Regions from separate parts of the Homo sapiens genome. Here region 1 is linked to region 2. The links are chromatin contacts, found by Hi-C or POLR2A ChIA-PET in ENCODE. All regions are on one chromosome and are shown on one strand. Each heading gives the region's core, a stretch centred on a gene start or an enhancer-like site at or near the end of the contact. The rest is flanking DNA. Distances are from core to core; before and after follow the strand shown. Region 1 has its middle 28 kb from the start of ZRANB1. Region 2 has its middle 64 kb from the start of ABRAXAS2.

What was found. Hi-C counts contacts between places; a loop is a spot of excess contacts on that map. ChIA-PET counts read pairs that join two places held with the same protein, here RNA polymerase II (POLR2A). Pooled maps may share reads with other maps.
Region 1: a map of psoas muscle shows a loop between it and region 2 (2.7-fold over the local background). The contact joins two enhancer-like sites. A Hi-C loop is called at or near these places in 7 of 168 maps with a recorded cell type or tissue (Caco-2, HepG2, OCI-LY7 and 4 more) and 9 of 50 pooled maps. POLR2A ChIA-PET finds 5 or more read pairs at or near these places in 11 of 52 experiments (A673, H1, HepG2 and 8 more).

The regions. Positions count from the first base shown.
Region 1 is chr10:124,910,263-124,917,502 of GRCh38, forward strand. It overlaps a transcript of ZRANB1 not described here. Among named protein-coding and RNA genes, the nearest start is that of ZRANB1, 28 kb to the right of the region's middle. RefSeq lists silencers at 6,601-6,960, 7,021-7,240. Within about 2 kb of position 1,655, at least 4 of the 41 ENCODE cell types and tissues checked have a DNase peak (open chromatin) inside an H3K27ac peak, as active enhancers do.
Region 2 is chr10:124,862,163-124,868,858 of GRCh38, forward strand. It overlaps the pseudogene NPM1P31. Among named protein-coding and RNA genes, the nearest start is that of ABRAXAS2, 64 kb to the left of the region's middle. RefSeq lists an enhancer at 2,296-2,795. Within about 2 kb of position 2,314, at least 9 of the 41 ENCODE cell types and tissues checked have a DNase peak (open chromatin) inside an H3K27ac peak, as active enhancers do.

The sequences.
Region 1 (7,240 bases), core at 405-2,904, 47 kb after region 2:
CTGTCTCAAAAAAAAAAAAAAAAAAAAAAAAAGAGACTCAATACAACTTCAACATTTTTTTTTCCTAATTCCGTAAGTCTAGCTTACAGGGATACTTAGTTGAAAAATCTACAAAAATTTCTTAGTCTGGATATAGAGTGACTGTGTTCCTATAAGCACAAATTTATACCCATCAAGATGAGACCAGTCCTAGCACAGACCAGGATTTTGAAATGTCAAACAAGCTGTATTTTCTCTGATGCTTCACAAGCATATCTGGTCCTCTCAGGAGAGATTTTTTTTTTCAGGCAGATTTGTGGTGGACATAGAGGAAGGTCACAGGATGGTACTATGTTCCACAAAACTGTGTCCTGTACTGCATGCATACAGATTAGGCAACATTATTAAATACGTTTATTTCCTTTCTTTCCTTCCTTCCTTCCTCCCTCCCTCCCTCCCTTTCTTTCTTCCTTTTTTTTTTTTTTTGAGACAGAGTCTTGCTCTGTCGCCCAGGCTGGAGTGCAATGGCGTGATCTTGGCTCACTGCAACGTCTGCCTCCCGGGTTCAAGCAATTCTCTTGCCTCGGTCACCCGAGTAGCTGGGATTACAGGCACCCACCACCACGACTGGCTAATTTTTTGTATTTTTAGTAGACATGGGGTTTTGCCATGTAGACCAGGCTGGTCTCGAACTCCTAACCTCAGGTGATCCACCTACCCGGGCCTCCCAAAATGCTGGGATTACAGGAGTGAGCCACCGCACCTAGCCTGTTACATTGCATTTTCTACTGTTAAGATGTTTTTTCCACTTGGGAATCATGTTGATCATACACAGAGAATGGAAGATACGTTGCAGTTTATACAAATGACATTTTCTGCAACGCGTCTGAGAACATGTTCTTGTAACAACTGAACATTTCTAACATTTCTTTTGAGGGGAACACCCATTTTATAACACTTTCTACTTAAAAGCACAGATCCCTCAAAGACCCTGAGTAAGCTGGATCCGTTACCATTTCCTTTAGCAGAGCGCCTTCGATTTCCCTTAGCTGCATATGTCCACCTCTGCGGGGGGCTCCACAGCCTCAGCCTGATCTTTCCGTCCTAGGCCTGATTATGGACTGCCAAGACTTTTTGGAGAAAGCAGTTTCTTGTCGCTCTTCTTTTTTCATTCTTCTTGATTTGCTTCCCTCTAACTATTGTCCCGAATCTCCTCCAGTTTCCAGAGCAACCCTCAGCAGGAGACTCTGTGCTTGATTCACCAAGGAGGAGAAAGGGTTTGAACTCCACTCCATCACCTCTGTCTCACCCACCAAAACCTCCCTAGAGCTGTTTTTCACAGCTTCCTCTCCTCGTTTCTGAGGAAGATAGGGCTTTCTTGCTTGCCAACACAAATCACTGTGCTCTGAATTTTACCTCCCTTCTGGATTTCAGTCCTTTTACCCCCTCTACATCTCTCCTCCATTTATAAAAGTGCTCAGAGATGCCCATTCTTTAAAATAAATACCTAAAAGAAAACAAAACCTTTCCCTTATTTTTGTTACTGCCCTAATCTAGTCTTATATCTCCTGCTTTCCTTTCACTGCCAGACGTCTTGGACTTGTGGTTTATAATCACATGGCTTCAGCTTTTGAAACTTGGCTTCTCTCCCTACCATCCTACTGAGAACTGTTCTCTAGAAGGTCACTGAGTCTCTTGTTTGTCAGATCCAGTGGCCTTTCCTCCGTTCTAATGCTCGAAATCTGTAGCATCTGACAATTTTTATTACCATGTGCTTCAGGCTCACTGTACCCTCGGCTTCCAGAACACCGTACTACCAGCTTCATCTCCTACCTTTCTGACCACTCCTCTTTTTTTTTCCTTCGGTAGTTCTTTCTTCCCCACTCCTGTGGCTTCCATACTAAATTCTACATAGAGAGCTCCCTGATGTTGATCTCCAGGATTGCCCTACACATTTCAGACCAGCATTTCCCCCACCAGCCATTCCCTTCCTCCTGAGTCCAGGATCTCCTGATTCAAGGGTCCACATCTCCTCTGACCCAGTTCCTCTCTTGCGTGTCCCACTGTTGCACATACTGCCGTCACTCAGAGTTCACGGACTTTTTTTTTTTTTTTTTTTTTGGTGACAGGATCTTGCTCTCTTGCCCAAGCTGGAGTGCAGTGGCATGATTATAGCTCACTGCAGCCTTGAACTCCTGGGCTCAAGCAATTCTCCCTCCTCAGTCTCCTGAGTAGCCAGGACAACAGGTGTGAGCCACTGAGCCTGGCAGGTTAAAAATTATTTTTTGTAGCAATGGGGTCTCATTATGTTGCCCAGTTTGGTCTTGAATTCCTGGCCTCAAGCGATCTTCCACCTTGGCCTTCCCAAGTGCTAGAATTACAGGCATGAGCCACTGCTCCTGGCCCACTCTCTGACTTTTGATTCTTTCTTCTGCCTCAGAGTTAGTCACTGGCAAATTCTGAACATTGCACTGTCTCCCATTTCACTCTTGGCCCTCCTTTCCATTCCCACAGCTACTTTGGTTTTAGGTCCTTGTCTCTTCTCTGCCCCTGTTTCTACTTCTGCCCTCATTTGTCTCACAGACATTCCAGGTAAAGGTGGGCAGCTCCAATACTGGCACCTTCCTGCTCAAAACCTCTTTATGGCTTTCTACTGTTAATGGAACTACAGATCCACAATTTTGCATGCAAAACTTTCACAAAAATGCAATATGGATTTATGAACTCTACAGTTAGTTTGGGAAAAACTGAAATGAAAGCCAGAACAAACTATCAACAAAACTATACTGTCTCTACCCTTTACTACAAAGGTTTTTTTTTTTTTTGAGATAGGGTCCTGCTCTGTTGTCCAGGGTGTAGTGCAGTAGTGCCATCATGGCTCACTGCAGCCTGGACCTCGCAGGCTCAAGCAATTCTCCTGCCTTGGCCTCCCAAAGTACTAGGATTAGAGGCATGAGCCACTGCACCCAGCCTAATATAAGGTTTCTAAGAAAAGGAAATTAAAAACCCCAAAAAGACAGTGGATACTTTTTCCAAATGAAATATTTCTCAGAGTCCAGATAAACATAAGTAGAATGTCAATTCGGTAGGTGTGCCAAACAGCCACCGTTCTGTAACTGTGACAATGCCCTCTGCTGTATTTATTGATGATATCTTTTTAATTCAAATATAGTGGAACATTTGACCATGGAATCAAGAGTTCTGTGTTCTGCTGGGCATGGTGGTATGTGCCTGTAATCCTAGCATTTTGGGAGGCAGAGGCAGGAGGATCGTTTGAATCCAGCAGTTCAAGATAAGCCTGGGCAACAAAGACTTTGTCTCTACTAAAAATTTAAAAATTAGCCAGGTATGGTGGTGCATGCCTGTAGTCCTAGCTACTGGGAAAGCCAAGGTGGGAGGATCACTTGAGCCCAGGAGTTTGAGGCTGCAGTGTGCTATGATTGCACCACTGCACTCCAGCCTGGGTAACAGAGTGAGATCTTGTTTTCACAAAAATAAAAAAATAAAAGAAATAAAGAGTTATGTGTTCCTGTTCGAATTGCAGAGTTAATTGGTCTAGCTCTTGTTAAGTCACTTAACATCTTTAGGCATTAATTTCCATATCTGCAATCTTTTGGGGTTTGAGGACTGTTTTGTCGGTAGTTCTCAATACTGGCTGCACGTTTCAGGTACCTGGGGAGTGGGTTTAAAACACATCCACAGGCCGGGCGCGGTGGCTCATGCCTGTAATCCCAGCACTTTGGGAGGCCAAGGCAGGTGGATCATGAGGTCAGGAGATCAAGACCATCCTGGCTAATATGGTGAAACCCCGTCTCTACTAAAAAATACAAAAAAAAATTAGCCGGGCATGGTGGCGGGCGCCTGTAGTCCCAGCTACTCAGGAGGCTGAGGCAGGAGAATGGCGTGAACCCGGGAGGTAGAGCTTGCAGTGAGCCAGGTTCGTGCTACTGCACTCCAGCCTGGGTGACGGAGTGAGACTCTGTCTCAAAAAAAAAAAAAAAAATAAATAAATAAAAATAAAAAATAAATCAAACAAAACATATCCATGCCCAGGCCCCCCTCTTAGGGATTGTTTCGATAGGACATCTGTCTCTCTCTCTCTCTTTCTATTTTTTTATTTGTTTGTTTGTTTGTTTTTTTAGACAGAGTCTCACTCTGTTGCCTAGGCTGGAGTGCAATGACACGGTCTCGGCTCACTGCAACCTCTGCCTCCTGGGTTCAAATGATTCTCGTGCCTCAGCCTCCCACGTAGCTGGGGTTAAAGGCACGTGCCACCATGTCCGGCTAATTTTTGTATTTTTAGTAGAGACAAGGTTTCACCATGTCGGCCAGGCTGGTCTCAAACTCCCGACGACCTCAGGTGATCTGCCTGCCTCGGCCTCCCAAACTGTTGGGATAATAGGCGTGAGCCACCGTGCCCGACCTATAATTACAGGTCTTTCTTTCTTTCTTTTTTTTTTTTTTTTGAGACGGAGTTTTGCTCTTGTTGCTCAGGCTGGAGTGCAATGACACAATCTCAGCTCACTGCAACCTCCGCCTCCGGAGTTCAAGAGGTTCTCCTGCCTCAGTCTCCCAACTAGTTGGGACTACAGGCATGCACCACGACGACCGGCTAATTTTTTGTATTTAGTAGAGATGGGGTTTCACCATGTTGGTCAGGCTGGTCTCAAACTCCTGACTTCAGGTGATCCACCCACCTCGGCCTTCCAAACTGCTGGGATTACAAGGGTGAGCCACCGTGCCTGGCCATAATTACGGTTATTTCTGTCTTACTCTTTTCTCTATGCTGTAGTTTCCTCACTAAGATGTGTCTTACCTTTGTAGGCTTCTTATTCATTGGTACGTGATATTCACTATTTACTCAACTGAGGAAGGAGATAATAAACTTTATCCCAGTGATATCCCATTTCCTTCCCAAAATAAACTACAACTCAAGCGAAACAAAAACACCTAATTCTGTGATTCCTGTTAGTTTGTAACTGAGAGGCTCTGCAGTCTGAATTCAGGAAGGGGAAGCTGGAGGAATTCAGGAGCTCTTAAAGAAAATATTTTCAAAGTTGAAATGTTGGCCTAACTATTGTTCTTAACATGGTAACATGGTGTTTGATCTGATCTACAATTGTGTTCATTATACGTTAATTATATATATAGCTCATATATATAAATATATATGAGAATGTATGTTAAGTTTTGCAGGCAAAAGACTTGCAATTTAAACTCAATTTATTGAATAAGTAATGTTGCTCTGGGCAGACAAGGATTGTCGAAAATCTCTACACTATAGGAATGGCTATGAGAATAAAATATGCCAGCGAAATATGTTGTTGGAGAGGGGAATCTATAAGATACAGCATCATTGTTTGCTGGCCATAGTGAAGCTAAACACACATTCTTGACCACATTTATGCAAAGAGAAAGCCAGAACACCATGAATAGTTTTACTAAATGAAGTCCCATTCAAATTTTAAAAATCTGATTAAACTCTGAATAATGGTCCTCCTGTTGAACCTGAGGTATCCAACTGCTAAACGCCCTTTGGCAGTAGTGATAGGTTTTCTCTAATAGATAACTTTTAAATTTACAGCTTTTAAAGAGTTGCTGTCTTTTATGATCTTTCAAATTCTTTCTTCTCCTCACAAAATTTTAAGCATGAAAACTACAAGGTAAAGTCCCACTGGGAAAAAACAAAGCTCTCTAGCTAGAAAAATTTCCCATACTCATGGGGTTTTAACAAATGGCTGGCTTATTCTGGCTATTTGGTTACTTTTATAGTACAAAAAGAAAGAAATACACATATTCTGTTTAGAACTTGGTTCCAGGTGATTCTCCTAAGCAGTATTTTTTTCCATAGCTGTAATTTATCCTGGGCCTGAAGATAGGTAAGGCTTATTTACAGAAATAAGTCTTATTAGGAAAGGCTTATTTCTAATTTACAGATAAGGCAGCCATAAGAAGGTCGGATTTTCCCAAGACTAGAGCCAGGGAGTCCTGGAGGAGAGCAAGAGGCAAGCTCTCCATGACTTTTCATCGCGTGTCCATCTACGTACGCACACATGTACCATGCAGAAAGCAAAGAGAAATATACACATACATCCATATACATGGATAGCCCCAGCAAAGGCAGGGGTAAAAATCGGACACTGCAAAACATAAATTTAAAAAATCAAACCATCACAAAGCACCTAGAGCTTTATCTTCCCTGGTGTTTTACGAAGAGCTTCAAAGTCCCTTAGAAAAAGTAAAGCAGCATCTAGGTTATAGGTAGATCACTTAGGATACGTGAGACCTGGGGGTTAACTTAAAACTCTGGCGCATCTGTCGCAGAGAAGAGGCAAAGCGCGCGTCCAGACACCGCCGAGGACGCCCTCCAGGCCGCCGTCAGCCGGCGCCCCCGAGCGCCACGCACCCCGCGGCAGTCCAGCACCCTCAAGACCGCAGTCGGCCGCGGAAAGGAACGGGAACTGGGCCGACGCGCGCCGCCGACTCACAATCAGGGCCGCGCGCCGGCTGACGTCACCCTGTGTCGACCAGCCCCCTGAGCCCGGAAAGAGGCGGTCGCTCATTGGCTGCGCCGGCGGCGGCCTCGGGGCCAATGACAGGGCGGCGAGCGGCGGGGTCTGGCCTTGACGTTGTGCCGCTCGCCGCGGGGTTTATTTGGCTCCGGGTCCCTCGGCCGCCGCCATTAGGGTCCGCAGCGCCCGCGGCCGCCTCCCACACCTCAGTGCCCCCGCCCCCCGGGGCTCCCCAGTCTCCGCGCCTCCTCTCTGCTCCTCTCCCCCGGCCTCCGGCAGCCGGGAGCCGCGCGCGGACCCTCGGAGACCATGTCCTGACTGAGGGGAGAGGGCGGAGGCGGCAGCAGCGGGGCGGGCGGCGGCGCGAAGGGAGGCGGAGAGGGGCCGGGCTCGACTCGTAGCCGCGGGCTGCGCGGGGAGTCGCCGCTGCCGCCGCCGCCGCCGCCGCCGCCGCCGCCGCCAAGCGCCCGTCGGACGGGGAGGAGGAGCAGGAGCTGGAGGAGGAGCCGCCGCCGCCAGGTAACCGGGCCCCGGGGGGCGCCCCACCGCGGCCTGCCGGGCCCCTCGCTCCCAGGCGGCGCCCAGGTTGCCGGGCCTCACGGGCTGTCCGCCCGCCCGGCGCCCCAGGGGCGACCGCGTCGCAGGCGCGGGGAGGGCAGGGGCCCGGGCCGCCGCTGTCGGCGCTTCCATCTTGGGCGCTCCGGTTGCGGGGACGGCCCGGGGGCTGTGGGAGGGCGGGTCCGCCCAGC
Region 2 (6,696 bases), core at 1,064-3,563:
TTCACGTGCACCAACAAGGTTGCACTTTCAGGCAGTGGTAGACTCAGACCCACACTGGGAGCAGGAGCAGGGTGGTTTGGCAGAAGGGGCATGGACAATTGGGCCCGTCACACTAGGACACTAGGAGTGAATTCTGGCTTGGCAAATTTACTCTCAGTGAGATTTGAGCTAGTTATCAAGTTTCTTTCTTTCTTTCTTTCAGTTCTTTCTTTTACCCTTTTTTTTTTTTTTTTTTTTTTGAGATAGGGCCTTGTTCTGTCACCTGGGCTGGAGTGCAGTGGTATGAACATGGCTCACTGCAACCTCAACGTCCTGTGCTCAAGCCATCTTCCCACCTCAGACTCCCGAGTAGCTGGGACAACAGGTGTGCACCACTATGCCCAGCTGATTTTATTTATTTATTTTACTTATTTATTTATTTACTTAAGAGACAGGGTCTCACTCTGTCACCTAGGCTGGAGTGCAGTGGTGCAGTCTTAGCTCACTGCAGCCCTGACCTCCCAGGCTGAAGTGATTTTCCCACCTCTGCCTCCTGAGTAGCTGGAACTACAGCTACTGGGCTAATTTTTTTATTACTTGTAGAGATGAAGTCTCATTATGTTGCCCAGGCTGGTCTCAGACACCTGGGCTCAAGCAATCCTTCTGCCTCGACTTCCCAAAATGCTGGGATTACAGGTGTGAGCCACTGTGCTGTCTTTTAAAATGTTTTATAGAGATGGGGTTGCATCACGTTGCCCAGGCTGGTCGGAAACTCCTGGGCTAAAGTGATCCTTCCACCTCAGCCTCCCAAAGTGCTGGGATTACAGGTGTGAGACACTGCACCCAGCTGCTTCTTTCTTTATGAAATAGAGATGGGTATTCACCATGTTGCCCAGGCAGGTCTCGGACACCTGGGCTCAAGCGATTCTCCCGCCTTGGCCTCCCAAAGTGCTGGGATTACAGGTGGGAGCTACCACCCCTGGCCTTGGCTAATGTATGTAAAGTAGTTAGTACTGGCTGGCTACTGAGCCAGCCCTGAAGAAATGGATGGTAATGATGTTGTTAAAGTAATTGGGCCTCACTGGGCCTGGTGGCTCACACCTGTAGTCCCACCTAATTGAGAGGCTGAGGCAAGAGGATCACCTGAGCCTAGGAGTTCAGGCCTAGCCTGAGCAACAGAGCGAGACTTCATCTCCAAAAAAAGAAGGAAAGACCACTGGGGTCTCAATCCTTAGCATTTTGCAGACCACCAAAGACCTGGAAGGGGTCAGAGGCTGCCGCCTGGCTGGCCCTGCTGTTGGAAAGAAGCCTGGGGAAAGGTAGGAAGAACTGTGGATTCCCTCCTGGAGCGAGCTGCCCTTCCCAGCCCAGGGTGGGTATGCTTGGGAGTAGGACCCTCTGGCCACGTGCAAGGAAGCCCTACCAGGCCCACAGCCCAGGTTATGCTTGACCTCTTCCCCTAACAGACTCCAGGCAAGTCTCCTGCCTCCTCCAACCTGTTTTCTTCCCAACCAGGGCAGCAGAGCAGGTCCTGCTGGCTGGCCTTTAAAGTCTTGCTTTTAACTTAGCCCCATAGCTGGGATAGGGTCAAGTGAGGAGACCTCGTGAGGCTAAACTAATCAATGCCCTGAAATGATATTTCTCTTATCAGTGGATCTTCCCCCTGGCTGCACTTCAGAATCCCGGGGGAGCTTCAGCAAATACCACGGCCGGGGCCCAGCCCTAGGGCTTCTGGAGTAGGGCTGGGGCCCATCCCCGGGGCTTCTGGAGCAGGCCTGGGGCCACTGGTAGGGTTCAAGAGCTCAGCAGGTAATTTTATTTATTTTTTGAGACGAAGTCTCACTGTCACCCAGGCTGGAGTACAGTGGCACGATCTCAGCTCACTACAGCCTCCACCTCCTGGGTTCAGGCGATTCTCCTGCCTTAGCCTCCCAAGTGCCTGGGATTACCAGCGCCCACCACCACGCCTGAATAATTTTTGTATTATTAGTAGAGACGGGATTTCGCCATTTTGACCAGGCTGGTCTCAAACTCCTGACCTCAGGTGATCCGCCCTCCTCGGCCTCCCAAAGTGCTGGGATTACAGGCGTGAGCCACTGCTCCCGGCCTCAGCAGGTGATTTTAACGAGCAGCCAGAGTTGAGATGGCTAGTCTAAGCCTCTAGTCATTCAAATGTTTAGCCTGTTGAGGCTGGAAGAGCTCCAGAGACCCTCCGTCTGGCCCTCATCTTACACGGGGAGACTGAGGTCTGCGAGGAGCCCGTGGGCTGGGAATGACAGTCTCTGTTTCCTGCCCCGCCTAGGACCTGAGACCACATTCCTTTTTTAGAGCACAGCGTGGCAGTGAGCCAGCATCTCAGCCCCAAAACAGGTCAGGCCAGGGAGGAGTCCAGGCCTGGTGACCATAGCTGCTGTCACTCAGGGCACACCCACTGCCTGCCAGGCTCTGGGCGGACACCTTCCTTCCACCACATAGGTGGCATTATCCACGCTTTCTGGTGATGACAGTGAGGCCCACTTGGCCAAAAGCCACTTGGGAGGAAGTGACCCAGCCAGGAATCATCCCGAAGCTGACTGACCCTGAGGCCTGTGTGTGTCCCATGAACCCTTCCTCTACCCCTCCCTCCCAGGGGAGGAGACCACCAGTGCAGGAGTCAGCGGACAGGGGCCCCTTCCTGGCACTGCCAGCTGGGCCAACAGGAGGAGAGAGAGGCAGGAGCAAAGACCTGCTTGTCTGAGCCTCGGTGTCTCTTGCAGTCCAAATGCCATCTGGTCCTCAGTACAAATATATTTCTAGGAAATCAATGATGTCCGGGCTGTCGCAGCCTCACCTCTGGACACTTATATAATCATTAACAAATGTCTGCCATTAAAGAGAAATGACTGTCATTTGACACCCAAGCTCCATTTCCAAACAGCAGACTGGTATTTACCCTCCTCCTGAAAAGAGTGGATTCTAAAACAGACGGCTGAGCTCACCTCTTCCTGATTTGCAGGAAACAATCCTCCAAATGTAAAGGTCTCAACCCAGCCTCCCAGCCAGGGAGTTCTCTGTCCATAAGGTTAAGGCTTCTATTCAGATTCAGCTAAAATAGCACTTCATGAAGTTGACTTTCTTTTCTTTTATTTATTTAATTTTTGAGACAGAATCTTGCTCCGTCATCCAGAAGTGCAGTGGCCCTATCTCGGCTCACTGCAACCTCTGCCTCCCGGGTTCAAGTGATTCTCCTGCCTCAGCCTCCCAAGTAGCTGGGATTGCAGGCACATACCACCATGCCTGGCTAATTTTTGCATTTTTAGTAGAGATGGGGTTTCCCCATGTCAGCCAGGCTGGCCTCGAACTCCTGACCTCAAGTAGTCTGCCGGCCTCAGCCTCCTAAAATGTTGGAATTACAGGCATGAGCCACTGCACCCAGCCAGCCATTGTGCCCGGCCCCAGCCTTTCTTCTAAAGGAAAGTGTTTAACTATGTAGGCAGGAAATGCACTCTTCTACATTTTAGATTACAAAAATGCTTCCAAGGACACAAGGCGTTCTCTTGTATCCTCACGGCTGTAGGAAGCCCTTGAGTGAAGGGTAGACGGTGGGGCTTTGAGGGTCACAGGGCAAGTGCTGGGCCCAGCATGGCCACGGACTGACTTCAGGAACTCGGACAGATCACTTCTCCCTGCGCCTCCACCTCCCCACCACCGCCGTTTGGTAAGGGAGCTGGAGCAGCTCAGCTGTCCACAAACCTGGCCACCCATCAGGATGACCCGGAGAGCTTTTTGGTCTGCTGCCTTTTAAGCTCCTCGTCTCTCTTTTAAGCACAGCCAGGTTCGGGAACTCCTGGCCAGCAGGCTGCCAAGCCCCCAGCTCTGACGGTCTGAGTGTCTGGTGGAAAGCTGCAAAGCCCTTGGCCCGCCAGCATGTCTGACCTGATGTTTTTTGCCCACTTCAATTCCTGGCATGTTGTAATGATGAGAGATCTGGTTATCCTGGGATGGTCCGTTCAGGCTTAGAACCATAGCTAACGTTTGTCAAGCCTTAGGAAGGGTCAGGCTTCCTCACACCGGTATCTTGTTTATTCCCCAGAACAGCCTACTGTTAATCTAAATCTAAATCTAAAACTACTGTTATTAGATTTTGTTTATGGCTAAAGAAACTGAGGGTCAAAGTATCTAGCATGCATTTAGGTTGGGACTTGAAGCATGGAGCCAGGACTGGAACTTGGAGGGCCTGGCCCAGAAGCCTGTGGCCATAGTCACTCCATCACTCAGTCAAAGTAATGGGGCCACCCTTAGGGGTGCAAGGTGAACCCAGCAGGAAAATAGCTGCTTCCCCGGAGCAGCACACTCTCCCGTCCTCGTGCCCAGGTACCCCCCGATAGGGACGTTTTACTGCGTTCTGAAAGGTGTGCAGGGACCTGGTTCAGTCTTTGACATCGTGGCCAACAGTCACAAGTACCCCGAACATCTCATTCCTTCCAAAATGGGGTTGTCGCCTGCGTGCCTTCCTTCTTCCTATGACCCTGGAAAAGATTGCTCCGGAAGGTGCCCACTATGTGGATGGGAAGCATCAGAGGCAAGACTCCAGGCACATCAGCGTGTCTGTGGACGTGGACATGTGGCTGCCATCTTCTGCCTCTTGGTCAGGTAGTTGTCACTCAGCTACCTCCTTGCTCTGAATCCTTCCGGTGGGCTTGGCCAACCTCCTCCCATGTGCCAGCCACACAGAGGCTGTCTCAACCCTGGCTGCTCATTAAAATCACCTGCAGAGCTCTTGAACCCTACCACTGGCCCCGGCCCTGCTCCAGAAGCCCTAGGGATGGGCCCTGGCCATGGTATTTGCTAAAGCTCCCCAGGGATTCTGAAGTGCAGCCAGGGGGAAGATCCACTGATAAGAGAAATGTCATTTCAGGGCATTGATTAGTTTAGCCTCATGAGGTCTCCTCAATTGGCCCCATCCCAGACATGGGGCTAAGTTAAAAGCAGGACTTCAAAGGCCAGCCAGCAGGACCTGATCTGCCTGCCTAATGAGGTGGGTGGATCACTTTAGGCTAGGAGTTTGAGACCAGCCTGACCAACTTGGTAAAATGCTGTCTCTACTAAAAATACAAAAATTAGCCAGATGTGGTGGTGCACGCCTATAATTCCAGTTATTTGGGAGGCTGAGGCATGAGAATTGCTTGAACCTGGGAGGCAGAGTTTGCATTAAGCCAAGATCATGTCACTGCACTCCAGCATGGGTGACAGAACCAGACCCTGTCTCAAAAAAAAAAAAAAAAGAAAAAGAAAGCTGGTGTGATTCCATCCTGCGGGGCTGTTCTCTTGAGCAGTGGTCGTTTATCTCCGTCCGCCTTCTCTACCACCTAAGTGTATGCCGCCACCCGATGGAAGATTCGATGGACATGCACATGAGTCCTCTGAGGCCCCAGAACTATCTTTTCAGTTGTGAACTTAAGGCCAACAAAGATGATCACTTTAAGGTGGATAATGATGAAAATGAGCACCAGTTATCTTTAAGAACAGTCAGTTCATGGGCTGGTGCAGAGGATGATTGCACATTGTTGAAGCAGAGGCAGTGAATTAGAAGGCGGTCCAATTGAAGTAACACTGGCAACTTTGAAAATGTCTGTTTAGTCAACGGTTTCCCTTGGGGGCTTTGAAATCACACCACCAGTGGTCTTACAGTTGTAGTGTGGCTCAGGGCCAGTGCATATTAGTGGACAGCACTTAGTAGCTGTGGAGGAAGATGCAGAGTCAGAAGATGAAGAGGAGGAGAGTGCGAAACTCTTAAGTATATCTGGAAAGCAATCTGTCCCTGGAGGTGGTAGCAAGGTTCCACAGAAACAAGTAAAACTTGCTGCTGATGAAGATGATGATGATCATGATGAAGATGATGGTGATGATGAAGATGAAGATGATGAAGAAGATGATGATGAAGATGAAGATGGTGGTGATGATGAAGAAGATGATGATGAAGATGACGAGGAAACTGAAGAAAAAGTGCCAGTGAAGAAATCTATACGAGATACTTCAGCCAAAAATGCACAAAAGTCAAATCAGAATGGAAAAGACTCAAAACCGTCAACACCAAGATCAAAAAGACAAGAATCCTTCAAAAAAACAGGAAAAAACTCCTAAAATACCAAAGACCTAGTTCTGTAGAAGATATCAAAGCAAAAAGCAAGCAAATATAGAAAAAGCACTGAACAGTCCTGGGCACTACTGATAAATTAAGCCCAAAGATAGGGAGAAAGGAAAAGGAGAGACAAATATAGCCCATACTGAATGTCATCAACAATCCAGACCATAGTCTTCTATTTTCATCTCAATCCCCTTTTCTGATTTGCCACCCAGGCCTCTTCAGGCTGGAAATAATCTCACTCTTGGTTCCCTAATGCACTTTCTCTGACTGCTGTGATTCAGTGAATCTTGCCCTTTGCTTTCTATTACTTGTGCATTTGCCTCACCTCTGACCATGTTTTAAATCACCTTTGTATCTCCTTAGCTGCTCGATAAATATTTGAATAATAAAAAAAAGAAGCTAGGCGAGGTGGCTCACACCTGTAATACTAGCACTTTGGGAGGCTGAGGTGGGCAGATCACCTGAGGTCAGGAGTTGGAGACCAGCCTGACCAACATGGTGAAACCCTGTCTCTACTAAAAATACAAAAATTAGCCGTGCGTGGTGGCAGGCACCTGTAGTCCCAGCTACACGGGAGGCTGAGGCAGGAG